3 separate regions of the Mus musculus genome follow, and regions 2 and 3 are each linked to region 1. Evidence: chromatin loops called from intact Hi-C (ENCODE). Cell type or tissue: heart. All regions are shown on one strand. Links, peaks and the distances in the headings refer to the core of each region. The heading gives the core; the rest is flanking DNA.

Region 1 (10,130 bases), core at 1,154-9,153:
GTGCTCCATGACAGTTAGGTGTCAGTTGCTTGGTTTTATTGTTGTTGTTTTGTTTTGTTTTGCTTTGCTTTTATTTTTGTTTTTGCAACAATTCCAACCCCTAAATATTTTACTTATTGTCCTTAGTTTTGACCTCTAGACTGTCAGTAAAGAGCTAATTCTCTTCCTCACCCCATAGTCCTCTGGCTGACTCATCACACAGTACCAGGATAGGTCAATGCATCGTGTGGAGCTGGTGTAAGTGTGTCTGAGACAACTTAAATGACACAAAGCAAACTAGTAACTGAACCGTGCTCCTGTAAGGCGGCAAAGCCTCTGCATGGGTTTGTTTTCCTTCCTCCCTTCCGATTTCTAGCTGCCTCCAGTCTCCTCCTCTCTACCTCCATTAGCATCTAGCTTCTCCCAGGGCTCTCTTGCCTTGCCCTTTAGACACAGGTTTCTATTTCTGTATGAAGTAACAAAACAATCCAATTAGAAAAGTTGGTTTTGCCGATTCTATGACGTGTTGGGAAGAACATGGTATTTAATTACCTAATTGAGTAAACAAATAAAGAAATACAGCAGTCGGGCAGTAAAACAAATAGCTGTTCTGATTTTATCCTTTAAAAACGCCAGGCCTGAATTCAGCAGTATCCAATAAGTCCGTGGAATTGCTTCTCTATTAAGGAAAGCAAGGCCATCTGGATAAGCCTGTGTTTCAGGCTTTCCGTGAACAAGACCAAGGAAGAGCCAAGCAGATCACTTAGTGTTTGGGAGTCATAACATTAATCAGGATATTAGTGGGTTATGAGAGTGATGTATATAATGCCCAGGGAATACTTCTTTATTTGGGCAGAGACATTATGAAATTAAAGGGGCAGTGCTGAGCACTGCTTGTCCCAGCCTTCTCTTCAATTGCAACAACTTGAATGTCTTGTCTGTGCTGGTGGATTATTAACAGAGGTTATTGGTCTCCATGGCAAAACAATTGAACGATCGCACAAAACGTAATCTCATTTATGGGGTTGGAAAAAAAAGAGAGAGAGAGAGACATAGAGTCAGGGATATAAATATCCATTGCCACTGAAGGCCTGCCGTAGTTGAGAAGTGAAGTGTCTCCAAGGTTCAAAGAACTCTGATATTTGGTCCCACTTTTCTTATTGACCCCGGTACAGCCACTGGAACGTGCTGCTGCAATCCCTGAGGAGAACCGTCAAGCTGGTGGCGACGAGCCTTTGATCTCTGTGCTTTCCTGTGACCCCCCAGCATGTGTACTGGGGGCTGTGCCAGGTGCCTGGGGGGCACCCTCATTCCCCTGGCTGTGTTTGGCCTCCTGGCAAATATCCTGTTGTTCTTTCCTGGAGGAAAAGTGGTGAACGACAAAAGCCACCTTTCGGATGAGGTCTGGTACTTCGGAGGAATATTGGGAAGTGGAGTCTTGGTGAGTAGAGAAACCTTAACATTCCCACGAAGGCAAATCCTCGTCTGTCCTTATTGCAGGAGATGCCATTTTGAAGCTTACAACCTATATGCGATGAAAAGTAGTGCCCTAATATACTTCCCCTTTCTATTCGCGGCTGGGGACAGCTTGGTTTACTAAGTGGTTCATCCCCAAGTTTGGGCTGGAGTCACCCTAAGACATCTGAGCCCAGAGAACCAAGCTAATAGCCACTTGATTATTTTACTCTAGTCAATTGTGGCAATAAGAACTAAAAACAGAACACAGTGCTTTATACAAATGGATTGACTTAGAATGAAGGGACACAGAAGCTGTAAGTAAGCTTTCATTCAGGAATTCACGGCTTCTTCATCTCCTTGTTTCCAAATACGCGTGGGACCTCCAGCTTGTAGTAGTGGAGGCCTTGCTTTTTATACACTGAGTATAAATATATCCTTGCCCTAAACCCACCCTGTAAACGAAAAACTCAGCCTATCTACTCTTAAAATCTCCTCACAGAAGTTGACCAAATGGAATCCCTGTACTAAAAGCTGCCATGAGCCATCGGCTGTTAGGTCTTGCCTGCCCCACTTAAGCCCCTGAGACCTGAGGTCTTCACTGGCAAGAAAAAGTGTGGGTTTCCCTTCACCCCAGACCGTCTAAGCACTTTTCTTGCCGGCAGATGATCTTCCCTGCGCTTGTGTTCTTGGGCCTGCAGAACAACGACTGCTGCGGATGCTGTGGCAATGAGGGCTGTGGGAAGCGATTTGCGGTGAGTCGTTCTGGGATCAGCTGACAGAATCTCTGGGGTTCACTGCCCGCTTGTTCTGGGCAGCATGGGTGTGCCAAACAAGTAATCAGCCCCAGCCAAGACTCCTGGGCCATCTGGTACAGGATTAAGCTCTAATTCTCACTGATACGGAATAATAAGAATAAATATATTCTACAGCCTTCATAAAGGTGTAGATCCATTTTTTACCAGTACACTGAGATGCCAGAGTTTTAAAACCAGAGTGAGGCCCCAGAAGGAAGGCAAAGATGGAGCCACAGGTTTCCCTTTGCCACTAAGAAGACATGAGAACTTGAACAAGCCATGTCCTTCTTCCAGCCCTCAATTGCATCACCATTGAAGGATACTGGGGCACAATAAAAGATGGTATCTTCCCCCTCCCTAAAAGCTAACTAAGCCCCCTTCTTTAGCACAGCAAAGGTCACTCTTTATGGAGGCTCTGTATTTCCCACTGCCATTCAGAATCAACCTTGGGATTTCAATCTCCTCTCCTTTTTCATGCGGCCATCCATCTTTTAGTTGGTGAAGCAGAGACTAGGGAGGTATTAATGTTCCCAGAGGGGCAGGAGGAATGCTGGAATGTGGGTCAGGTCCCATTTCTGCAGCTGGGCAAGACACCAAGTGTAAGATAAGCAAGTTGGACTGGATCAGAATTCCCTAGATATGGACCAAACCCTGGTATAAAGATACACGTATCGAAACAACAAAGAATGTTTTCTTTTACTTATCCTCCAGTTGTTTTCATTTTATGAAGGAAAGAAATCCTTATTTTGATGGGGATAAGTCTTTGCTGTTTCTAAACCTTCAAACTTCCTTTGTAACAAAGGGAAAGCAACCTAAAGCTCTCGGAACACAAAGGGCATTTGATGACCAACATTTAATGACACTCTGTTCATGTTTGCAATGATGTCAGTTTTTCTTTCAAAGTTGCAATACAAATTAATGAAAGAGTTGGATTAAAAACTATCAAGCATTTGGGCATATGATAAGGCAAAAATACAATGGAGGTAGAGCCTGGGTTTCATGAAGAGCAAGGGATGCAGCTGTTCCAGCTTCCCAGGATTCGTGCTCCCATCGTGGAGACTCCCAAGCCCACGTTGAATTCTTGAAAGTCTATCTACCCATCCTGAAGCAGAGCCCCCTTGACATTTCTTTCTCACCATCATTTGTTGATTTAGTCCAGAAAGAGGTATGTACACATGAAAGGCCGCTGTGCGTGGTGTATTTTATGGACACTGTAGTTTCTCATGTGACATCACATCGTACATAGAATATTCACCTTCTAGAAAACCATCATAAGTACTGAAAATGGTCATTTCAGCATTCAAAAATCATCATTTGCAAAGAGTGTAAGAAGTAGCAATGGTGCATTTGATATAGTTATGTGCCACATGTTCTACACATTTGATCATATTTTCATATTGACTCTAAGGAAAAGGAAGTGCTGTATACATCTTTTTTCCCATTAGAGCATTTATAATTTGTCAAATAAATGGGAGGTAACAATTTGGAAAACAATACCAATTAAGGAATATGGATGAAAATAAATAAAAACCATACCTGTCTTTAAAATCTGTCTTTGCACTTCTGACCTTGAGGAGAGTGAGATAATGGCCAATGGTCAGCTGGTACACAACAGGCCAGTAGCAGGGCAGGCTTGCTTCTGTGTTCCTAGATTTTGCTATAACCACAGGCAGAAGTGAAACCATGTCCAAAGTATTATACAAAACTTTAATTTCATTAGATTTAAATGCAGAGTACAGCAAGAAATTCATTTGTCCCCAGCACAGTTGAGCAAACATGTTCTAAAATATTTGGTCTGGTCAATATATATCATCTACCAGGGTTCCTGAGGCCTCCAGGATATACTTCTTACTTCTTATCAAATAAGAAGTTAACTTGGCATCACTAGCCTCCCGGCACAACCATGGCCTATGCTATGTTGGTATGGCCTGTGCTGTCATGGCTAAGCTCTAGGGTTCCATACTGGATGCTTTGTGGAACCTGGTAGTGTTCTTATTTCCCTCCAAGACCATGTTTATAGTTAAAGGCTTGGACTTTATAGTTGTTTAGAGGCTCTGGAACACCAAGTGAGATCATTAATAGACATTTTTGTCAAACACACACACACACACACACACACAGCTGCATCATTAAAGCACTACACTGGTACCTATCTGAGTTTTGTAAATGCTCAAGGCATTTCCTTACAAGTAGACACTGCCCCAGTTATCTGTGCAGCTCTGAGAAACTCTGCCAGTAGAAAGATCTGTGAGCAAACACAGCAGAAGCCAGAGTGGCCGTCTCCCCCACCCCCACTGGCATTGTTATGTTTTTCTAGCACATTCCCCAAATGTTAACTGAGCTTGCACCACCATTCCTGTCCTTCAATAATAGAAAAGCAGGAATTGGAAGGCAGGAGCCTTGTGGAGATAACGTGAACCTGTGAACTGTAAACATCCTTAAAACCATCCACTTCACAGTTTCATTGTGAAGCCTGAGAAAATGAATCTGATGGTCTCTGTCTCTTTATCTCTCTGTCTCTGTCTCTGTCTCTGTCTCTCTCTCTCTCTCTCATATCTAACCCCCCCACAGGCTCCTGTGAGAGGGAGGGATACAGAGAGAGGCTTAGTCTCACTCAGCCCAAAGGTCTGAACTCTCAGATTAATTAGGCTGAAATGAGCCAGGAAAAGAGGAAGAACGAGTACCTTTCAGGGTGGCCTTTGAAGCCCTGACCTGCGTTTGTTTTTAGGTCATTAACTCTTTTTCCCATGCCTTGTCTGTTTGGTCACTGCCCCCTGTACTCTCTTTAATCTTTGAGAAGTGCTCATCACCCAGGGCCCAATGAGACAACTAATTAATTTTATCAACTCGTTCATTTTAGGAAAGGGTTGTTTAGAAACCTTGTACTTGACTCAAAGTTAAGTGTCTTTAATAATGGGATGGAAAGTAGATTGATAAGGAGACAGCGGGGGCAAGGCAGACATCAAGTAATAAATCCATACATCCCCACCCCAGGCAGGGCAACGTGGTTGACATTTTGAAGAAAGATCTTGGTGTCGCCATCATAAGGCAACTCTGTGCAGTTAAGTGAGTGAACACTTCTTGTACTCAGCTAACCACTGCTCCCTACAGGCAGATCCAGAATATCTAGCTCTTTATCCCTTACAGGGGCAGCCAGATTGAAGAACATTTAAGAAAGGCATTATGGAAGAATAGAAGGGAGGAAGGACTGCAGGCCCCGAAGGGGAAAGGAACTCCACAGGAAGACCAACAGAGTCAACTAACCTGGACTCTTGGGGCTCTCAGAATCTGAGCACCAACCAAAGAACATACACAAGCTGAACCTAGGCCTCCCCACACAGATAGCTGATGTGCAGCTTGGTCTTCATGTGGGTCCCAGAACAACTGGAACAAGGGCTATCCCAAAAGCTGTTGCCTGTATGTGTATACGTTCTTCTATCTGGGAGGACTTATCTGGCCTCAGTGGGAGAGGAAGAGCGTAGCCTAGCAGACACTTGATTTGTTGAGAGTAGGGGGATACCCAAGGGGTCCTACCCATTCAGAGGACAAGTGAATGGGGGTGGGGGAAGGATTGTGGGAGGGAGTGACCAGGAGGGGGGAAGTGAATGAGATGTAAAGTGAATAAGTAAAAATATTAGAGTAAATCTTTTTAAAAGGCAATGCTTTTAAAGGATGCATTATCATTAAGTAAGAGTTTAGTATGAATCTACATTTCTTTATTGTTCTCAGTCTTTAAAAAGCATCTTCTTTAGATAGGAAGGACGCCCAGCAGTGAAATGCTTGCATGCCATGTATAGGCCATTAGGTTTAATCCCCAGCATGCCAAATATTTGAAACAAAGGCAAAACAAAATAGAAAAGTCAATTCCCCTGCTGTAATATGGGTTCTGGCAATGACAAGTGCTAACTGTGGAAAGACCTTACCAGAATCAGAGAAGGGGTCACAACAGTATTGTAAGGAGAAGGAAGAGAAGTCTCAGGCAAGTGTGCTGGTATCAAGGATATACAAACCCGAGATAAATGCTTGTCAGCTGACTGCGCAAGGAGTTCAAAGGGAGGTGTTGGGGAATTTCTAGACTTTCTCAGGCTCAATCCTCACAAAAGTCCCTTAAGTTACACAAGTAACTCATTTTACAAGTGAGGAATGCCAGTCTGTACACTACGTTTCTGATTGTAGTCCCATAGCTTTCTCAAGCAAAGGCAAAGCAAAAAATACAATATACTACTATTTTCAGAGAAAACCAGTTGAGCTTGCTCTACACTATAATCCCAGTGTTCCGGAGACTAGGATTGGGAAGGAAGGAGGGAGAAGGAGAGAACTAACTTCAGGTAGCCTCTATAGGTCTCTTAGAATGATTGTCAAGTAGGAAGGGCTGTGGCCACCAGAGGTATATCCCTAACACATAGCCATTGCCCCACAGTGTAAATACTATATCCCTAGGTCACACACTTTCCTCCCCTTCCAGCTCCATTGTCCTTCCCATGTGTTCTGTCCCATACGCTGCAGCATAGAAAAGATTGCCAAAGATACAGTCTGAGTAATGACAGATCTGGGCACAATTATCACTGGACCATGATTTGGGGTAGGGGGAGTCATAAAGTTGGCAGGGTGACTTAAAAGGTATTGACTTTCAGAAGTTTCTTATCATCTGTTTCAAGGAAAGCTTCGACAGCACACAATGTGGACATGCATGTTTAGGGGTGTGGATAAAATGTGATTGGGAGGAAGTAGATCAGCAGTAGAGCATTTGGCTGTAGAATGGGTTTCTGGACCGAGCATCTCAGAAGAAATCTGTTTACTTTTGCTTTTCTCCCTAGATTTTTGCATTTTGCACTTGTAGAAAGGAAGGTAAGGGTACAACAGTTAAAATATTATAGAACAATAATAATAAAGTATGTACTAATCCTAATATATTGAGTGTGTTATAGTGTCACAGAAGTTTTCCTATAATAAGCACAAAAGATCCCTGGTGCTTGTCAGTAAATGGTATGCTGGGCATTATTTAGTAGCTCACACTGCTTTAACCCTGAGGGATATCTGGCTCTTGTAGAGGGGTCACTTGTCACTACTGAATAGGCTCTCTTACTCATTAATTATTATTGATTATAATTATTAATTATAATTGAACCTCATTATACAGAAGAGGAAACGAGAAAGAATGTTTAACTTCTCGAGGTCAGGTGGGAGGAGCCAGGATTTAGATCCAGATCCTGCCCCTGTGGCTCATACCCATCTGTGGTCATGTGAGCATTAGTGTTCCTCTGTTCTATTTATCGCTTTCAGGGAGATAGAGAATCCTGCAGTACAAATGCCAGGGAGTGTTTCCATGCTGGACTCCAAAATCTGGCAGGCAGTGCTGCTCTCAAGAGGTGGTGACATTTGGAAGCTGTCCCAAGTCCCAAGACTATCCACTTTAAATATTATCAGTTTGGGAGTGGCTACCCTAACATAACTAATTTCATCTCAGTAAATTCCATTTGAATAAAAGAAGTTTTAGCATGAAAATTTATGATAAATAGGACTCAACCCATACTGGTTTAGGTCAGATCATATCTGGCTAGGCATGGTGGCACAGACCTTTAATCTAGCACTTGAGGGAGGCAGCTGTAGGTGTGTCTCTGTGAGTTCTAGGCCAGCCTAGTCTATATAGTAAGACCTTATATCAAAACAATAAAAGAATTAAAAATATCATATATTTATTAATAGTTATATAGTGACAGTATACTTACCAACTTTTAAAGACATATTTGTGTGATATAAATTATAGCAACATATTGTAAAGTGCACCTTTCTTTATGTGATTCACCTATTCTGTAGGATTATGAAAATTAAAGTGTTTGTTTTATTTATTTTACATGGGTTATTTCAAACTGGAAATCAAAAATATAATATACCACCTGTAGCTTTCTGAACCTGTAACCCAGTGCCCCATTTTTCCAGATACATCATATAGTGATATAAAGCAGAACTTATTCACTTAAGAATGACTGCATTCCTCTATCTATCACATTCCCTTCTTTCTTGAGAGAAAGCATTGCCACAAATTCAATGAACACCAGATCCATGAATTTTAAAACCTTTTACTACCAAAAATTTCAAATGACCTAGATAAAGATTATTCAATATGATAGCCAAGTGTGACTACAGAAAATGTGGGAATTGCCTAATGTACACAAAATATGACCATATTCACATGGGAAGTGCCTAATCTACACAAAATATGACCATATTCCAAAGAACTTATATGAAAAAGGCATATATTTTATACTGATATCATGCTGAAGTGATAACATGCTAAATATGTAAAATTAAACAAAATACATTGTTAATTTCTTCTATATCTTTCTTTTAGCTAGGCCGTTTACATTATATATGAAATTAACATTGTAGACAGAGGTGGTCTAGAAGAAGTTCCAACAGTTACACTATTGCCTTGCTGGTGGTTTTTGTTAACCTGACTTCTCACTTGCCTAAATGCAGATGATTACATCTATACTCACTCTTTGGCATTCCCCTAGATGGCTCAGCGGTTAAGAGCACTGACTGCTCTACCAGAGGTCCTGAGTTCAAATCCCAGCAACCACATGGTGGCTCACAACCATCTGTAACAAGACCTGATTCCCTCTTCTGGTGTCTGAAGACAGCTACAGTGTACTTACATATAACAAATAAAGTAAATCTTAAAAAAAAATTTAAAAAAAGAAAGAAAATTACAAATGAGCATGCTCTCAAAATAACATTCATCCTGCTATTTTCTAAACAGGGTCTCATGTGTCCTAGACTGGTTTAAATTTAATAGATAGCCCAGAATGACCTTGAATTTCTGATTCTCTTGCCTCTTTCTCCAAAAGCATGATTACAGGCATACCATTGTGTACCAGAGAGTGTGGCATTCCTCAATCAATGAATGAGCAAAAAATGAGAGGGAAGTGAAAAGGCGGAGCACAGGACACAAAGCTTCACCCTTACAGAGCTAGACGTCTCCTTTGTAATAACAAATGACTCCTACCCTAAGGCCATCATGTTCAGCGTCAGGCCGGGCAGGTATACTGAATGGCGTAACTGGACATAATTAATCTCTGCCTAAGAGCCTTGTTGTCTCTCTTCTTTCAGATGTTCACCTCCACGTTGTTTGCTGTGATTGGATTCTTAGGTGCTGGCTACTCATTTATCGTCTCAGCTGTTTCTATCAACAAGGGTCCTAAATGCTTCATGGCCAATGGTACATGGGGATACCCCTTCCACGATGGGTAAGGCTCCACTGGACAATGATCATAATGGGGTGACAGCCTCTCCACCATGTACTCTCAGCATGTCACCCCCTCAAGGCAAAGCTTGCTGTGCAGTTCAGAGAAGTTGCATAGTTTTCACTTCTGATTGTCCTTTTGACAAACACAACAGATGTAACTAGAAGAGGATGCCTCAGTTATCTGGAGAAAAATTGTTGTGTCACCTGTCCCATCCAAACATTAGCAAGTTGTATTAAATATTTTTGTCCTCAAGGAGTGTAGCTAGGACTAGAAGTCAGAACATCTAGCTGCTTTAGATGCTTGGTCTCCAATAGCATAAGCAAAATCTGCCTACTACATAGTCACCATAGTGATAGTCCCAGCAGAATAGATTAATTCTGCACTAGTGAATTGAACTCCACAATTCTAGCCATATTTCAGGTTCTCACTAGCTGTTTGTGGCTTGTAGCTACTAGGTGAATAGCAAACATACAGATGTTTCCATTTCAGTCGATGTGCTGTTAGATAACTACACTCTATCCTCTGAGAAGCTTGGATTGTTTCTCATCTGTTCATTATCTCAGACCCTCTATTCACACGGTGACTGATTATCATTGGGAGACAGGAAGTATGGCCCTTGGATATTCTAACACATAGAGAATGGGCCCAT
Region 2 (10,130 bases), core at 1,378-9,377, 160 kb before region 1:
AAGAAACAGATGGTCATAAAAATACAAGAAACCTATAGAACACCAAATAAATAGGACCAGGAAATAAAAACCACTTGTCACATAATAATCAAAACACTAAATGCACAGAACAAAAAAAGAGTAATAAAAGCTGCAAGGGAAAAGGGCCAAGTAACATACAAAGGTAGACCTATCAGAATTACACCAGACTTCTCAACAGAAACTATGAAAGCCAGAAGAGCCTGGTCAGAGGTTATGCAGACTCTAAGAGAACACAAATGCCAGCCCAGGCTACTGAACACAGAAAAACTCTCAATCAACAAAGAGGAAGAAAAAGTATTCCAGGACAAAACCAAATTCAAACAGTATCTATCTACCAATCCAGCCCTACAGAGGATCCTAGAAGGAAAACTCCAACACAAAGAAGGTACCTACACCAAAGAAATGACAAGATTTTAAGGATCTCACAACAAAGTCAAAAGGAGAGACCCACAAGCACATGAAGTCACCTACAAAATCAAACATACCAGGAACCAACAGTCATTTCTCTTTAATATCTCTCAATATTAATGGATTCAACTCACCTATAAAAAGATATAAACTAACAGACTGGATACACAAACAAGATACAACATTTTGCTGCATGCAAGAAATAAACCTCAATGACAAAGACAGACACTATCTCAGCATAAAGGATGGAAAAAGGTCTTCCAAGCAAATGGTCCCAGGAAACAAGCTGGAGTTGCCATACTAATATCCAATAAAATAGACTCAACCAAAAGTTATCAAACGTGATGAAGAAGGACACTTCATATTCATCAAAGGGAAACTCCACCAAGACAAAGTCTTAATTCTGAACATCTATGCCCCAAGTGCCAGGGCACCCACATTCATAAAAGAAACTTTACTAAAGCTCAAACACACATTGAACCTCACACAATAATAGTAGGAGATTTCAACACCCCACTTTCACCAATAGACAGGTCACTGAAACAGAAACTAAATATAGACACAGTGAAACTAATAGAGGTTATGAACCCAATGGGTTTAACAGATATCTACAGAACATTTCACCCTAAAAAAAAATGAATACACCTTCTTCTCACACCTCATGATACCTTCTCCAGAATTGACCGTATAATTGGTCACAAAATAACCCTTATCTAATACAAGATTGAAATAATCCCATCCATTCTATCAGATCACTGTAGCCTAAGGCTGATCTTCAATAACAACAAAAAACCCACAAACATGTGGAAACTGAACAACTCTCTACTTAGTGATAACTTGATCAGGGAAAAAAAGAAAGAAAGAAATTAAAGACTTTTTAGAATTTAATGAAAATGAAGGTCCAACATACCTAAACTACACAAGGACCCAATCGAAAAAGAGAACTTCAAACCAATCTTGCTTATGAATATTGATGCAAAAATACTCAATAGAATTCTTGCAAACCAAATCCAAGAACACATCAAATCCATCATCAATCATGATCAAGTAGGCTTCATCGCAGGGATGCAAACTTGGTCCAATATATGAAAATCTGTTAATGTAATCCACGATACAAACAAACTCAAAAAAGAAAAATCATATGATCATCTTCTTAGATGCAGAAAAAGCATTTGACAAAATAAAACATCCCTTCATGTTAAAAATATTGGAGAGATCAAGAATTTAAGGCCCATACCTAAATATAATAAAAGCAATTTTCAACAAAGCAACAGCCAATAATAAATTAAATGGAGACATAATTGAAGCAATCCCACTAAAATCAGGAACAAGACAAGGATGCCCACTCTCCCCATATCTATTCAATATAATACTTGAAGTGCTAGCTAGAACAATAAGAAAACAAAACAAGATCAAGGAGATACAAAGTGGCAAAGAAGAAATAAAGATATCACTATTTGAAGACGATATGATAGTATACATGAACAACCCCAAAAATTCTACCAGAGAACTTCTCCAGCTGATAAACAACTTCAGCAAAGTGACCGGATATAAAATTAACTCAAATAAAGCAGTAGCCTTCGTTTATACAAATGATGAACAGACTGAGAAAGAAATTAGGGAAATAACTCCCTTCACAATAGCCACAAATAATATAAAATATCTTGGGATAACTCTAACCAAAGAAGTGAAAGATCTGTATGACAATAACTTTAAGTCTCTCAAGAAAGAAATCAAAGAAGATCTCAAAAAATAGAGAGAGATCTCCCATGGTCATAGATTGGTAGAAATAATACAGTAAAAATGGCCATCTACCAAAGGCAATCTACACATTCAATGCAATTCCCACCAAAATCCCAACATAATTCTTCAAAGACATGGAAAAAGCAATTCTCAAATTCATCTGGAAATGCATAAATCCAAGAATAGTGAAAACAATTCTTAACAATAAAAGAATGATTAGAGGAATCACCATCCCTGACCTCAAGCTTTACTATAGAGCAATAGTGATTAAAAACTGCATGGTATTGGTAGAGAGACAGACACCTTGATCAATGTAATAGTATTGAAGATCCAGAAATAAAACCACACACTTACAGACATTTGATCTTCAACAAAGAAGCCAAAAACATACAATGGAAAAAAGAAATCATCTTCCATAAATGGTGCTGGTCTAACTGGCTGTCTGCATGTAGAAAAATGAAAATAGACCCATATTTGTCACCTTGCACAAAACTCAAGTCCAAATAGATCAAGCACCTCAACATAAAACCAGATACACAGAGTCTAATAGAAAAGAAAGTGGGAAAGATCCTTGAACTCATTGGCACAGGGGGAAACTTCCTAAACAGAACTACAATGACTCATGCTCTAAGATCAAGAATTGATAAATGGTACCTCATGAAACTGGAAAGCTTCTGTAAGGCAAAGGACATAGTCAATAAGACAAATCATCAACGTACAGATTGGGAAAAAATCTTCACTAACCCCACATCTGATAGAGGGCTAATATCCAAAATATATAAAGAACTCAAGAAGCTAACCACCAAAAATAATAATAATAATAATAATCAAAAAATGGGGTATAGAACTAAACCAAGAATTCACAACAGAGAAATCTTGAATGACTGAGAAGCACCCAAAGAAATGTTCAAAGTCCTTATGATCAGAGAAATGAAAATCAAAGTGACTCTGAGATTTCATTGATCTTACACCAGTCAAAATGGCTAAGATCAAATCATTAGGTGACAACACACGTTGGAGAGGATGTGGAGAAAGAGGAATCCTCCTCCATTGCTAGTGGGATTGCAAACTGCTACAACCACTCTGGAAATCAATCTGGAGGTTTCTCAGAAAATTGAAAATAGATCTACTTGGATATCCAGCAATACCACTCTTGGGAATATACCCAAAAGATGCCCCACCATGCCACAGAGGCATGTGTTCCACTGTATTCATACCAGCCTTGTTTGTGATAGCCAGAAGCTGGAAACAACCCAGATGCCCCACAAGAGAAGAATGGATACAGAAAATGTGGTTCATTTTCACAATGGGATACTACTCAGCTATTAAGAATGAGGACATCCTGAGTTTTGCAGGCAAATGAATGGAACTAGAAAATATCATCCTGAGTGAGTTAACTCAGACCCCAAAGCACATGGTGTGCACTCACTAATAAGTGGATATTAACCAAAATAAATAAATAAGTACAGAATACCCAAGATAAAGTCCACAGAACTCAAAAAGGTCAACAAGCTGAAGGGCCCAAGTAAGGACACTTCAGTCTCACTTGGGAGGAAGAAGAAAACAATCACGAGTAGGGAGGAAGAGAGGGACCTGGGAGGGAAAGTAGACAGCAGGGGAGGAGGGATGGGAGAGGGGAACCTAATCTGCTATTAGATAAGGGAAAAGGACTGAAGCCCTAAGGGCCAGCAGAAAGAATGTAACAGGCAACCTCGGGAGGTAGGAGGCTGGGAGCCACCCTCCAGAATTCATCAGAGATTTGGAAGGTGAGAGACTCTCAGGACCCAAAGGGAGGGACCTTAAATGAAATGCCTGACAGTAGAGAGAGGGATCTTATACAGCCCACCTCCAGCAGGAAGACAGAGCAACAAGTGAGGAAGGGGGTTGTCATTCCATGGTCAAAACTCTGACCCATAATTGTTCCTGTCTGAAAGAACTGCAGGGATGGAAATGGAGAGGAGCCTGGGGAGAAGAAGGTCCAGGGACAGGTCTGAAGTAGGATCCAGCTCAAGAAGAGGTCCCAAGCCCTGACACTATTACTGAGGCTATGGAGTCCTCACAAAATGGGACCTATCAGGACTGCCCTTTAGAAGACCCAACAAGCAGATATTTGTAATCTGAAAGAGTCAGATGCAGATATTTGCATCCAACCAACAACAGAAACTGCTGACCCAGGTGGTTGAATTGGAGAAAGGCTGGAAGAAGCTGAGGAGGGGGACAACCCTGTAGGAAGACCAGCAGTCTCAATTAACCTGGACCTCCAAGATCTCTCAAACACTGGACCACCAACCAGGCAGCATGCACCAGCTGATATGAGGCCCCCAACACATATACAACAGAGGACTGCCAAGTCTAGGTTCAGTCAGAGAAGATATAACTAACCCTACAGAGACTGGAGGACCTAGGGAGCTTAGAAGTCTGGTTGGGGTGGGGTTGGGGATGGGACATCCTCGTGGAGACAGAGGGGTGGGGAGGAGATAAGGAATGTGGAACAGTCGGAGGGTGAATGGAGGAGGGGGGGTTAGATCTGGAGTGTAAATAAATAAATAAATGATTAAAACAAACTAAGTTGTCTTAACTTTAAAATCTGACAGACCTAGTCTCTGACATCTCATTCACATGTGTAAATTACTGATCTAATAGGGTTGTCATTTGTCTATACCGTTATGCATTCAAGATCAGGAGTGGCAGATGATGCTGGCTCAGACCCCCTCCTAGCCCCTCTTCTAAGTGCACTGAGATTCTTTCTGGGTGAGTAGCTATCTGCATGGACACGATGCTTTCTACTGTACACATTGTAGACACAGTCATGCCCTGAACATGCCCTGGTTTCTAGCAGGGCTCTTATGCTAAGCCACATAAACAATATCACGTTGACTAATTTATACACCCATATTCTCGTGTAATAATAAATGCTTCAAGAAATTAAGACTGGACCTAGAATAAATTAAATATTTTATCAATTAAAAATTCATGATAAGTGAGGTGAATAACTTTCCCTTAAACACGAAGTGGTGGGTTTAGGAAGATGGCTCAGCAGTTAAGAGAAGTTGACAAGCATCAATGGGAGGAGAGGCCCTTGGTTCTGTGAAAGCCCGATGCCCTAGTGCAAGGAAATGCAAAGGTGGGGAGCCAGAAGTGGGTGGGTGGGTGGGGGCACACCCTCATAAAAGCAGGAGGAAGGGGGATGGGATAAGGGGTTTCTGGGGGGATTGGGAAAGGGGATAACATTTGAAATGTAGATAGATAAAATATTCAATAATAAGAAAAAAGAAATTGTTGATCTTGCAGAAGATGTGAGTTTGATTCCCAGCTCTCACATAGTGGCTCACAACCTCTCCTAAGTCCAGTTGCAGAGAATGAGACACCTCTTCTGAGCTCTGTGGGTACCAAGCATCCATGTGCATACATACACTTATGCAAAATACTTATACACATAAATAAATAGATTATAGATAGGTGATAGATAGATAGACAAATAGTTGATAGATGATAACTGAAAATTTTTTAATCAAATGGTTACCAAAAACCACTGGTGTTTTATCTGAAATGTATCAGAGATGCTATAATCACTGCATAATTTTTCTTGATATTTCAGTTGTTGGTCTTCTCACTCTTCCATATTTCTTTTATTTTAAACAAAACTAATTAGCATACATGCAGTGATAGAAAAAATGAAGCTGAGATAATGCTCTTAGCATGAAGCAAAAGTCAGAGGCTCGGGCGAATCTACAAAAATCAGTATTATTTGGTTACCAAGTTTTAAGAATGTAACGAAAGCCAATTTATAAAGTTTACTTTAGATTGAATCTAAGAAATGGGAACTGGTCCAAGAACTTCAGATACAAAACTGAAAAGCATCACTGTCTGTCATACCTACTCCCTTCAGTATCAGGAAGGCAAGTGCCTTCCTCTCCAGGTGCCCATCTCAAGTTCAAGCTATCATTCTCAGCTCTAGGGAAGGGACCGGCAGCCCACTGCTGTCATTACTCCTGTCGGCCACATGGTGTCACTGTCGAAAGCCTGTTTATTTTTCTAAAAATGCTTCCTTCACAGAGAGTCACTATAGGGACCCTTACTGGGAAACAGAGCTCCCTTCTATAGTCAAGGCTCTTAATGATATTGTTTTGAACCCCCATTTCTGGAGAGACTGCCATGCTAGAACGGCCAAGAATAGTCTAGAGGCAGAGAGGAAACTGGAAAGGGGTGGGGTGGGGGGTGTGGATAATGCAGGCCCCTAGGTATTAACTATGGTGTTTGCTTTCTACCACGGAACACATATACCTCTTCGATAGGGACCAGTGAATTTAAATGATAGTGGTTACAGAATGCTCTGCTCTCTTCTATATTTTTCATGTTTCTCCATCATATATGGGGTTCTCATGAAGGCTACTTATGACATCCTTGTATTGCTTTGCCTCAATATCCTTTTCCCTTTTAATTTTATTTGGGGCTTATACTCTAGCATTCCATTAGATCCTAGGTACGTGCAAATCATAATGGCCTCTCCTTTTACCCATTAAAATGTGCTTACGCTCATGCCAGAACACTCAAAATACACTAACCCCAGGGCCATGGTGAGTTAGTCTTGTAATCTTAGCCCATTTATACAACGTAACAAAATACTACCCACTGTGTAATTTATAAATGACAATAATTTTTTCTCTGTTCTAGAGCCTGGGAAATCCAGGACTAAGGCACTGTCCTTTAGTGTCTCAGGAGGGACAGACTCATGAAGAGACATAGATGCTGCCTTCTAGCTGGGCCTGGGCCTGGAGGGTGGTCAGTGTGCAGGGCAGGACCTGGCACAGACTCAGAAATTCTGGACCTGGACATGGAGGGCTGATGGGGAAGGAAACAGAGAGGGCAAAAAGAAAGCATGTAGGTGGGGTTCTTGGCTGGACTTCAGTCAAGAGAACATGAGGATACAGAGCCCAGTGAGGTCTGGACAGTACAGTGTGAGGTTCCTGGCTCAGACAGGCTTTCTAATCAGGTATACACTCCCCATCTCCCCCACCCTGTTGTCATGTAAACATGCACACACATACATGGGTTTCAAAATCAGCCAGAAGCACCTCTCAGCTTCTTAACACAGCACTGTCTGCTTTTGACCAGATTCTCACATACATTATCTCAGGCAGACATTACCATTCCCATGGACAAACAAGGAAAGAGAAGCTGAGTGACACAAGGGACTTGCTTAAGGTAACAAAACTAGACAGGAACAACGGCTGAGTCCCATGTGCATCACCTCCTCATTTCTTGTCCCATTCCTTGCTCCCTTTCTAAAGATCAGCAGCATGGCTGGGCCTGAACCTGGGCCTTATTGGAGAGTCATAGCAAAGCCATTTTTTAAAAAGCAGCCAACTCCTCCAAGTTCTCAGAGGCCCTGAAATGTGAAGTGTATAGTTGACACGATGTGTTCATCTTGGGAACACTACAGCTTGTGTAAGCACTAGCTCATTAGTCCTCATAAGACCAGACATTCCCAAACAAATGAGTTAATGTTTGAAAGTTCTTGAGATCTGAAGACTGTAAGCATAACATGAATGAACTCACGGCAGCACCAGAAGCCTCTACAGCTGTCCTGAAGTAGATGGCTTGAAGGGCTGTCCTATAAAAATGTCAAGTCATGATGGTGGTGGCAGAAATGAGGTGTGCTGGGGGGTCGGAGTCAGATCTAACAAGACTGACTGATTAGGACAGAATGATACCAAAGTAGACTCAGTGGTGACTCTGGTCTATTACCAGTGCCTGACAAACAAGATGACTAGAAAAGGGTGCTAAAATTGTGTCCAGGCACATTGGAAGCGACTACTGGGAAAGACTCACGGCATTTGCCACGTGTGCAAGACTGAAGAACTTGACCTGCATGTTTCAAGAATTCATCCTTTCTGGTGGCTATTATTCTGTCTAATAGAATCATCCAAGGAGCTTTTCAATCTCTTGACTGGATGAGGCATGCCGAAGCCACTGGATCACAGCTGAAAAGAGCTGGTCACTGATATAGCTATCTCTTTTGAAGCTATGCCAGTGACTGGCAAATACAGAAGTGGATGCTCACAGTCATCTATTGGATGGAACACAGGGCCCCTAAAGAAGGAGCTAGAGAAAATACCCAAGGAGCTAAAGGGGTCGGCAACCCTATGAGGGATCAACAATATGAACTAACAGTACCCCCCAGAACTGTGTCTCTAGTTGCATATGTAGCAGAGGATGGCCTAGTCAGCCATCAATGGGAGGAGAGGCCCTTGGTCTTGCGAAGATCATATGCTCCAGTACAGGGGAATGCCAGTGCCAGGAAATGGGAGTGGGTGGGTTGGGGAGCAGGGCAGGGGGAGGGTATAGGGGACTTTCAGGATAGCATTTGAAGTGTAAATGAAAAAAAATCTAATAAAAAAATGAAATAAAAAAAAAAGAAAAAGAAAAGAGCTGGTCAGATCAACCCAAATACCTTTTAAAATGCTTGGTGTTTTTGATTGATAACTGTGACCTGCCATCCATTGCAAGTTAGTTGGTGATGTCATCTGAGTCCAAGAATCACGGTTTGTAAGGGTGACACTGTACAGAAGTAGAGAATAATTCTCAGCCTTGGCAATTGCTTGGATAGAGTAGAAACTTGTTCTTTCTTTTCCTTTTTTTTTTCCTTTTTCTTTTTCTTTTTTTTTTTTTCCTTTTTTGTGTTGTTGTTGTTGTTGTTGTTTTTCGAGACAGGATTTCTCTTTGTAGCCCTGGCTGTCCTGGAACTCACTTTGTAGACGAGGCTGGCCTCGAAATTCCAGCACTTGAGAGACAGAGGCAGGCAGATTTCTGAGTTCGAGGCCAGCCTGATCTACAAAGTGAGTTCCAGGACAGCCAGGGCTACACAGAGAAACCCTGTCTTGAAAAAAAAAAAATGTTGAAACTTGTTTTTTCAACTGCTTCAAGTTCAGAGCAAAACTGAGCAGCTCAGTCTGCATGTACCTCCTGTCTCTGTGCACACAACTGCTTCTACCCACAGGTTGCCCCTGTTAACCACTGGAAATGCTTCTACCCACATGTTGCCCCCTGTTGACCACTGGAAATACTGAGATGAGGAAGTTAAATGATACATTCCTGAGTAACCAATAGGTCTAATAAGAAAGCAAGATGGAAAGCTTGAGACAAACATTAAATCACAACATCTAAAAAACATTGGGATTTAACAAAAGTAAGTTTAAAAGGGAGCTTTCTAGCCTATGTATGTTTGGTTTTCTCAGCTAATCTAACTTATCACATACCCAACAACAAAATAACAAGTGGACTGATAAAATCAGCTGGCACTTTCCAAAAGAAAACACACTCAAATATCCAGGAAATATTTTTTAAATGCTCAAATAGTAATTTGCACCAGGGTACGCAAATTAAATTGGTTACTTACAAACAGTATCTATATTCTCATGGTGATATAAAAGATTTCAGAACATGCTGCTACCTTAAAAGCCCCATTTTCTCAGGTTCTGTCAATGCCTAAGATCCTTCATCATTGAACTTGGGGGCTAAACAGCAATTTATATTTCCTGTGTCCGCCATATTTTATAATTTACAATAAGAGTTACATCAGCAAACATACTAAGTTTTTCAATGATATATATTAATTAGGTGGAAATTAATATGGCAGCAGTTACTCCTTAACCAGCAAGCTCCCCAAATAACCACACAGAAACCTTTTAATAGTTCAAAGCTTAGGCCTTAGCTGGTCAGATTCTCAACTAGCTTATCTAAGTTAACCAGACCACCTTGTCCCATCCCATGTCTACCTATGCCTTCCAGGCCCATAACCATATCTGTCTCCTCTCATCTCTCCTACCAAAAGGGCCTTTCTTATTCTCCTTCACAGTGTTCCTTTCTTCCTCCCAAGAAGTCCTACCTTCCATTTCCTTCCCAGCTGATTAACCATTAGATCTTTATTAAAGCCAACCAGAGAATGAATTAGGTGG
Region 3 (10,130 bases), core at 604-8,603, 94 kb before region 1:
GTGTTGGAACTTTAATGGGAATTTCATTGAATCTATACATTGTTTTTGGTAAGACGGCCATTTTCACAATGGTAATACATGAGCATGGGAGATCTTACCATCTTCTGAGATCTTCCTCAGTTTCTTTCTTCAGAAACTTGATGTTCTTGTCATAGAGACCTTTCCCTTGCTTGGTTGGAGCTACACCAAGATATTTTATGCTATTCATGGCTGTTGTAAAGGGAGTTATTTCCCTAATTTCTTTCTCAGCCTTTTTATCATATGTATAAAGGAGGGCTACTGATTTCTTTGAGTTAATTTTTTATCCAGCCACTTTGCTGAAGGTGTTTATCAGCTGTAAGAATTCTCTAGTAGAATTTTGGGGGTCGCTTGTGCATGGTCTCATATAATCTACAAATACTGATACTTTGACTTCTTACTTTCCAATTTGTATCCCCTTGATGATCTCCTTTAGTGTTTTATTGCTCTCGCTAGAACTTCAAGTACTATGTTAAATATATGGAGAGCCTGAGAACCCTTATATTTTCTCTGATTTTAATGGACTTGCTTTAAGTTTCTCTCCACTAAAGAATATTGCTGTATATTCTTTTTTATTATGCTTAGGTATGTGCCTTGTATCCTTGATCACTCTAAGACTTTTAGCATGAAGGAGTGTTGGATTTTTCAATGGCTTTTTCCGAATCTAATGATCATGTGATTTCTTTCTTTCAATTTGCTTTTATGGTTTATTATGTTGATGGATTTTCTTATATTGAACCATCCCTGCATCCCTGGGATGAAACCTATTTGATCATGATCAATGATGTTTTTGGTATGTTCCTGAATTTGGTTTGTGTATTTTTGCAGCAGTGTTCATAAAAGAAATTGGTTTGGAACTCTCTTTGTTTAGTCTTTGTGTGGTTTAAGTATTGGGGTAATTGTGTCTTCATAGAATGAGTTTGGCAGTATTCCTTCAGTTTCTATTTTGTGAAATAATTTGAGGAATATTGGTATTAGCTCTTCTTTGAAGGACTGGTAGAATTGTGCACTGAAACTATCTTGCCCTGGACTTTCTTTTTAGTTGAGAGACTTTTAATGACTGCTCCTATTTCTTTGGGAGTTAAAGGGCTGTGTAAATAATTTACCTGATCTTGATTTAACTTTGGTAAGTGGATCTGTCTAGAAAACCATCCATTTTGTTAAGATTTTCCAATTTTGTGGAGTGCAGGCTTTTAAAGTACAACCTAATGACTTTTTAAATTTCCTCAGTGTTAGTTGTGATGTCTCCCCTTTCACTTCTGGTTTTTTTTAATTGAATACTGTCTCTCTGTCTTTTGATTAGTTTTACTAAGGGTTTGTCTATATTGTTGATTTTCAAAGAACCAACTTTTAGTTTCAGTGATCCTCTGTATTGTTTTCTTTGTTTCTAACTGATTGATTGCAGCTTCTATTTTGATTATTTCCTGCCTTCTCCTCCTTTTAAGTGTGTTTGCTTCCTTTTTTTTTCCTAGAGTTTTCAGTTATACATTTAAATTATGAAGACTTTCTAATTTCTTTACAGAGGGACTTAATGCTATAAACTTTCCTCTTAGCACTGCTTTCATTGTGTCCCATAAATTTGGGTATGTTGTGCATCATTTTCACTAAATTGTAGAAAGTGTTTAACTCCTTTTGCTATTTCCTCCCTGACCTAGAGATCATTGAATAGAGAGTTGTTCAGTTTCTGTGAGTGTGTAGGTTTTCTGGTGTGATACAGAATTTTGCAACACTAAATGACTTTTGTCTTTATGAAGTAGGAAAGAATCACAATGGATTAGCACATGCCTGTCTTTAACAGTAAAAGTCATATATCTTTCACTTTATGTCACATCACAATTGCTATAGCTATGTGAAATATCATTTATGTCCATTTGTACGCATGGTCATTATGAGACCCATTATGAGATCTTGCCATTTAGTTGTAGGTCCTTTTTATTTCTAATGTTGTATATTCTGTTCAAAAAATTCAATGAGTCAAACGTATCACCTTAAAACACCCTCCTAGGAACTGCAACCCTATAGGTGGAACAACATTATGAACTAACCAGTACCCCGGAGCTCTTGTCTCTAGCTGCATATGTATCAAAAGATGGCCTAGTCGGCCATCACTGCAAAGAGAGGCCCATTGGACTTGCAAACTTTATATGCCCCAGTACAGGGGAACCCCAGGGCCAAAAAGGGGGAGTGGGTGGGTAGGGGATTGGGGGGGTGGGTATGGGGGACTTTTGGGATAGCATTGAAAATGTAAACGAGGAAAATACCTAATAAAAAAATAAATTAAAAAAAAGGCACAGATGGCATTTAAAGCTCAGAACAATTCGTTTGGATCCATTATTTGTTTTGCGATTAATGTGCCTTCCCTAGGTTAACTGAAAAAAAGTAATGGCAAGTAAATATTTTTCTGCATTTTTGTCATGTATAGTTGATTAGGTTAGCATGTTTCATACATACTTATCAGGAAATATGGCTACATTCATTTATAGACTCATTCATGTAGGCTTATATGTTTATATATTTTTACACCCATGTATAGCCTTCATTTTAAAATTGCAGGATTTTTGTAGTTCTAATAAATAATAATAATAATTTAAAAAAAACACCCTCCTAGGCAATACATCTTATGCTAAGTATCCACCTTCTCTTTCAGCCCAAAGCCGCTAAGACTCTACAATGATAGCTTTCAACTCTTAACCCCTAGTGAAAATTCTTCCAACAACTTCCTTGGCTCTAGCTTTTCTTCATATTGACAGAATTTTCCATTTCAGAAGTAAATATTAGCCTATTCAAAGCATACTCTGGTCGTATCTATTTTTTAAATTACATAGGTTCTCACAAACAAATTTGGTACTGTCTGGTGGTACTATTCTTTATTTTTATAATTTTATTTATTTATTGAAAGTTTTATATGTGTTTGCTGTATTGATATCATTTCTACCTCCCCCTCTCCCTTACCAACTCCTTCCATGCTCCTAATGCTCTCTCAAATTTATGTTGTCTTCTTCCATTTATATTCAATGCTTGAATACAACCTAGTAAGAATTTTTAAAGTGGTATGTTTAATTTATTTAATGCTTGAATGGAATATATAAGGAAGCACACACTGCTGAGAACATTTGGTTTTGTATATATATATATATATTATATATATATATATATTTGAAACTGTATAGCCTATCAGAGTGTTTGGCCCTGGAGAAAGTTCATTCTTTCTTTCTCAAGAATTGCTTGTAGCTTTGCATCTAGGAGTGGGAGCCTTGTTATGTTTTCCCCATTCATCTTGGAATGTCAACTACTATTCTCATTGTGCAGGTCTTATTTAGGCAACATTTTGGGGAGCCATTATCTCACACCAGATACCTTGGTCCTTTGTCTCTTAAAAGGTTTCTTCCTCCTCTCCTATGGTGTTCCCTAACTGTTAGGGACAGAGGTTGTGTTGTAGATGTGTCAGTTGGGATGGTGTCTTAGTTAGGGTTTTACTGCTGTGAACAGACACCATGACCAAGGCAGGTCTTATAAAAAATCAACATTTAATTGGGGCTGGCATACAGGTTCAGATGTTCAGCCCATTATCATCAAAGTGGGAGTATCCAGGCAGGCATGACACAGGCAGAGCTGAGCGCTCTACGTCTTCATCCAAAGGCTACTAGTGGAAGACTGACTTTTAGGCAACTAGGATGAGGGTCTTAAGCCCACACCCACAGTGACACACCTACACCAACCAAGTCACACCTATTCCAATAAGGCCACACCTCCAAATGGTGCCACTCCCTGGTCCAAGAATATACAAACTATCACAGCTGGGCATCCCATGGTCAGTTGTTTTCTACATTTTGATCAGCTATGGAATTCTGTAATAATTCTCCAGCTGGTACAAAGAGAAATTTATTTGATGAGGAGTGAGAACTACATTTACCTGTAGGTATAAAGATGCATATTTAGAATACAGTTACAAATTTTCACTGACTTGGGAAAGTAACAGAAGTAGAGCATCCTCTAAGGTCTATAACCTCATCAGCCAAGGGGAAGTTGGCTAGTTTTACAGTCTGAGACATTAATTTCTCCTATTAAATGGGCCTTAATTTTAACTAGGCTGTTGGTCACCCCAATACATAAGTGCCACTATTGTACTCTTGGGATATCTTGCCATGAACACTTTTGGGCACTGGAGAGAATCATGTTAGAGTCACAAGTTCAGCACTTGTGGATACTCCTTTTGGAGGTATCATACTGTTTCTTTAAAAAAAAAATGACCATGATAATGATGACCTCCCTCTGTGGTCTGAAATATAAAATTATGATAATGTCACAAACATTCAAGCTACAAAGCAAATTTATAATCGTTAGCAGCTTTATAACAAGTGTAGGCTCTACTTCCATACAGTTTAGCACCTGGAAAATGGTTTGATATTTTGTTAGAAGCAGACTCAAGTTTTTTGTATGGTATGAAACTGTAGGGTCTTGTAAGAACACACATGAACAGATCATTTAAAATTGAAATGTAGTGTTATTTTTATAGTAGACTCAGGGAACATTTTGAGTTCTCAAATGAAATCAATCTCCAGCTTGTTTTTATGTGACAATGTGGGTTTTGTTTTATTTTGGATCTTGAACAGGATGTGGAAAATAGGGACAAATGCCAAGACTGAGAGACTCTATGCCCTAGGGACCTTTGCTTTGGTGGCCAGGAAGTTCAGGGCTGTCTGTAAATTCATAAGTCTAGGATTGAGAGAGAGAGAGAGAGCAGAATAAAGGCTTTAGCTATATCTGAGAAACTGAACAAGGAGTTAGCATTTGTGTGCATGTGTGTATGCATGTGTGTATGCATGTGTGTATGGATGTGTGTATACATGTGTGTATGCATGTGTTGCAAGAGTACACACAAGTATATGCTTGTAAAGGTCGGAGAACAATGCTATATTAAAAATATTTATACACAGTTATATGCTCACTACCCTTGCACTACCACTACTTTCATGAATACACACACACACACACACAATCTCCTATCAGCATTGGACATCAGACTGGCTGGTGCCAGCTAGCCTCCCCACCCTTCCTTACGCTCCCCCTCAGTTATCATGTGGCCTGAGACTTATTGTCTGCCTTTTAATTGTTAGCTTCACTCATTTCCACTATATTAACTCAGCAGAACTAATCTTGAGGAATTGTTTTTTTCGCTTGTAACACAAGATTGCAATTCTAATCTCAAGGTGTTTCCAGCCCAGAATAACACATTGAATTGTAGCTGGAAAGAAATAGGTGTCCAGTGTAAGAGCCAAAAGAGGGCAGTGGCAGTAAAGAGGGGAAATTAAACCTGAGCTGGGTCTAAGAGCAGAGTCAAGGGAGGTTGCATAGAGGCCAGAGAAAGCCAGGACATTTCACATGAAAACAGTTGTCATTTACAGACCTGATGCAGAATGTCTTCATGGTGAAATCTGATCCTTGGTTGATCGCTGCATGCAGATATATCCTTCCTCCTCTACTCCAAAGCCTCTCCTTTTAGAAATCACTACCGGAATCATGTCATGTTCTCAGTGTGCTTTTAATAATTATTCATTTTTTCAGGAATTAAAAAAGGACATCATTCCTGTGACTGTTTATTTCAGCCTGCGTTACATAGTAAGACTGTCTCAAGTCCTTAAAAGAAATTTTTGGTAAGGTTTGTTCCCAGAGCATATTTTCTATGAATATCTCTTTAGAGCATATTTCAAAGGTTTTTTTTTTTTCTTTTATCATGTGCTCATGGATAACGCGGTTCATTTCCTTTTCTTTCCTTTGTTTTTTTCTTCCTTGGTTTTTTTTTCTTTTTATTTTTTTTACACTCCATATTTTATCCCCCACCCCCATCCACCCTCTGACTGCTCCACATCCCACACCTCCTGCCTACTTCGCTGTCTCCACGTGGATGCCCCCTCCCCACCTGACCTCTAAATTCCCTGGGGCCTCCAGTCTCTTCAGGGTTAGGTGCATCATCTCTGAATGAACACAGACCTGGAAAATCCTCTACTGTATGTGTATTGGGGGCCTCATATCAGCTGGTGTGTGCTGTCTGTTTGGTGGTCCAGTGTTTGGGAGAGCTCAGGGATCCAGATTAATTGAGGCTGCTGGTCCTCCTACAGGATCACCCTTCTCCTCAGCTTCTTTCAGCCTTCTCTTATTCAGCAACAGGGGTCAACTGCTTTTGTCCATTGGTTGGGTGTAAATATATGCATTTGACTTTTTCAGCTGCTTGTTGGGTCTTTTGAAGGACAGTCATGATAGGTCCCTTTTGTAAGTTTTCCATAGCCTCAGTAATAGTGTCATGCCTTGGGACCTCCCTTTGAGCTAGATCCCACTTTAGTAACACCCACGATAGCTAAGTGATAGTTATATGTCTTTGCATGGCAGTATGTTTAAATGTGTAACATAAGATAACACATATTATAATTTCAAAAGAACAATAATAATGTGCAAATATAGTTATCAAATAATACTTAAAGCCTCAAATTAAGTAATGTGAATTAATTATCAGGCTAAATAGTAAGATCTAGTTGTAAACTATAATGAGCATGAAGGATATTTTCAAGGTTCAAAACACTTCTCATTTAATAGGAAAGTATCTTGAATTTTTCTTGCTGAAAGACTCATTTACAACATGAAAATGATACAGGGAGATCTAAATTCATAATTAAGGAAAACGTTAGAGCAGTAGTTCTCAACCTTCCTAGTTCTATGATCCTTTAATACAATTATTCATGTTGCCATAACCCCAACCGTAAAATTACTTTTGTTGCTACTTCATGACTCTAATTTTGCTATTGTTATGAATCATAATGAAAATATCTGTGTTTTCTGGTGATCTTGGGCAACTTCTAGGAAAAGGTCATTCAACATTCAGAAGGGTCATGACCCTCTGAATGAGGGAGGGAGAGGGACCTGGGAGGGAGAGAGGAAGGGGAGAGAAAAGAGGGCAGGATCAGTTGTGGGAGGAGACGGGGGGGAGGAGTAAAGAGGGTCAGGAAATTAAATGGAGGTGTGTAGCGGCCAGGGAATGGGGAACTGGGGGTAGCCACTAGAAAGTTCCAGATGCCAGGGACCCAAGAGGTTCCCAGGACCCAACAGGAATGACATTAACCAAAATACCCAACAAAGGGCAGAAAGAACCTGTAGAGACCACATCCAGTGGATAGGCACCATCCTTGGTTGAGGAATGAGGCCACCCACCCATCTCAAAAATATTGATCCAGAATTGCTCTTGTTAAAAAGAAATGCAGTGACAAAGATTGGAGCAGAGACTGAAGAGAAGGCCATCCAGAGACTGCCCCATCAAAGGATCCATCCCTTCTGCATACACCAAATCCAGACACCATTGCTCATGCCAAGAAGTGCTTGCCTGGTATAGCAATCCCCCTGAGTGGCTGTGCCAGAGCCTGACCAGGGCAGATGTGGATGCATACAGCCAACCATAGGACTAAGCACAGTGACCCCAATAGAGGAGTTAGAAGAAGAACTGAAGGAGCTGAAGGGGTTAGCAACGCCATAGGAAGAACAATATCAACCAACCAAAGACTCCCCAAAGCTGCCAGGGACTAAACCACCAACCAAAGAGTACACATAGAAGGACCAATGGCTCCAGCTGCATATGTAGCAGAGGATTACCTTATCTGGCATCAATGGAAGGGTAGAACCTCTTGGTCCTGTGGAGGCTCAATAACCCAGCGTAGGGTAATGAGGCAGGAGTGGGTAGATGGGGGGAAGCACCTTCGTAGAAGCAGGGAGGACAGGGGAGAGGATAGTGGGTTTAAATGGGAAGGAGGATAACACTTGAGATGTAAATAAATAAAATAACCAAAAAGAAAGGGAAAAAAAAAGAATTTTATAAAATCGACAAAAGGAGTTTTCTTTTGACCTGAGCCCAGGGGCTACCTGGACTTTGTATCTGGTAACTCTCTCCTTGATTATACTGCCTTCATTTCTACTGTTACTATTTGTCTTAGTCAGGGTTTCTATTCCTGCACAAACATCATGACCAAGAAGCAGTTGGGGAGGAAAGGGTTTATTCAGCTTACATTTCCACACTGCTATTATCACCAAAGAAAGTCAGGACTGGAACTCAAGCAGGTCAGAAAGCAGGAGCTGATGCAGAGGCCATGGAGGGATGTTCTTTACTGGCTTGCTTCCCCTGGCTTGCTCAGCCTGCTCTCTTATAGAACCCAAGACTCCCAGCCCAAGGATGGTCCCACCCACAAGGGGCCCTTCCCCCTTGATCACTAATTGAGAAAATGCCCCACAGCTGCATCTCATGGAGGCACTTCCCCAACTGAAGCTCCTTTCTCTGTGATAACTCTAGCTTGTGTCAAGTTGACACACAAAACCAGCCAGTACACTATTGAAGCCAGACTCAAGAAGGCCAAGCCTTTCATTTCTAGTTGGGACGTAGAAAAGGTGAAAATGAATCACCTCCCTAGAATTCACAGTGAATTTACTCTACGTATAGTCACTAATCCTTTAAAATGACCAGGGAAGGGAGAAAGTGAGGAAATATGGAAGGAAGAAAAAATGAGGGGGGGAGTGTTGGGAACTGGCTGGCTTTATGTCAATATGACACAAGCTAGGATCAACAGAGAGTTAGGAAACTCATTTGAGAAAATGCATCCAAAGATCAAGCTATATTTAAACCTATGGGGTATTTGCTTAATTATAATTGATGTGGAAAGGCCAAGTCTACTATGGATAGGGTCACTCATGAGCTGGTGGTCTAGGTGCTATAAGAAAGCAGACTGAGGCAGCCAGAGTATCAAGCCAGCAAGCAGCACCTCTGCAAGGCCTCTGCATTAGCTCCTGTCTCCAAGTTTATGCGTGTTTGAATTCCTGTCCTGACTCCCTTCAGTGATGGAATATGATATAGAAGTATAAGACAAATAAATCCTCCTGAACATTACCTAAGACAGAAGTTAGTACCAGGAGTCGAGTATTGCTGTGATAGACATGACATACTGGTTTGGGGAGGATTATGGAAAGACTTTGGAGCTTTAGGCTAGAAAAGCCATTGAACAATCAGAGTTCAGTAAGCTGTTCTGGAGGAACTTGGAAGATAAGAATGCTGAAGGCAATGGAGATGATGGAGGCCTGGCTTGTAAAGTGTCCAAAGGAAGTATGGAAATCACTCAAAGACTCTATTAAGAATGTTGCCTATTAGCCGGGCGTGGTGGTGCATGCCTTTAATCCCAGCACTTGGGAGGCAGAGGCAGGCGGATTTCTGAGTTCGAGGCCAGCCTGGTCTACAGAGTGAGTTCCAGGACAGCCAGGGCTACGCAGAGAAACCCTGTCTCAGAAAACAAACAAACAAAAAAGAATGTTGCCTATTTTAAGATAAGAATCGGTGATTCTAAGGCTGAGGAATCAGATGGGTCTCACAAGGTATCAGACCTACTAAAGTGAAATCTCGGCTTTGCTGGGAAAATCGATGTTGGTCATCTGGAGGTAAGAAATAAGTGGTGATTAAGAAGAGACAAGCATCACTGAGGCAAACACTTCTGGAAAACATTTCCTCATTGTCTGCACACAGAAGCTGTGTTCCAGAGGTGGCCAAGTTTATACGTCATGTTGATCATCATACTTGGTAGTGTAAGCATCTCCCAGGTTATACAAGTTTTGAAGCCATGACGGGGTCTAAGCCTTGGCACTATGAAAGGTGAAAAGACACCATTGGTGAAGATGCGACCTCAGTAATCTGTGGAAGCTCCAGAATTGAAGGAGTCCTGTAAAGAAGCTGAGGGTTGGCACTATGAAGAGAGCCCAGGAATGGCTACAGGTAGCAATGCAGTCCAGTTACAGCTGAAGATCCCAGCATTTTGGAGATACCAGTACTGTGATTATTTCACCAAGAATAGCAGCCGTCATGGTGGAGTGGAGCCTGTGGTAGCCTAGAAGATGAGCTGGAGAAGGAGGAGCCACAGAAGTGACCCAAACCATTTGGAGGAGCTCAGAAGCTCCTGAGTGGATAACAGACATTGGACAGTGAGTTTTTACACAGTTGGGCTTGATTTTGCATTGATTTGTTTGTGAATGTGCCCCCATTCTTTCTTCTTGAAGTAAGAAAGTATTTATCTTATTTTTTTATTTTATAGGAG

The links. Peaks named below come from ENCODE experiments on the same cell type or tissue, not always from the same donor. Only the 100,000 strongest peaks of a DNase experiment are listed, where the experiment ranks them.
Region 2: it touches region 1 in a loop (5-fold over the local background); 16 of 42 quality-filtered maps call a loop at or near these places.
Region 3: it touches region 1 in a loop (3-fold over the local background); 4 of 42 quality-filtered maps call a loop at or near these places.

The regions. Positions count from the first base shown.
Region 1 is chr3:57,424,369-57,434,498 of GRCm38, forward strand. It overlaps Tm4sf4 (transmembrane 4 superfamily member 4), which reads left to right and starts at 1,042. Exons shown (of 5, transcript NM_145539.2): 1 at 1,042-1,420; 2 at 2,100-2,189; 3 at 9,345-9,481. The coding sequence starts at 1,247. In heart, for the core only: a CTCF peak has its summit at 5,345; DNase peaks (open chromatin) are centred at 4,553 and 7,563; H3K27ac peaks cover 2,321 bases.
Region 2 is chr3:57,261,571-57,271,700 of GRCm38, forward strand. No RefSeq gene overlaps it. Among named protein-coding and RNA genes, the nearest start is that of Tm4sf1, 35 kb to the right of the region's middle. In heart, for the core only: a CTCF peak has its summit at 6,163 (motif pointing right); no DNase peak of the experiment used is centred there.
Region 3 is chr3:57,330,568-57,340,697 of GRCm38, forward strand. It overlaps a transcript of Tm4sf1 not described here. Among named protein-coding and RNA genes, the nearest start is that of Gm51274, 18 kb to the left of the region's middle. In heart, for the core only: no CTCF peak of the experiment used is centred there; a DNase peak (open chromatin) is centred at 4,664.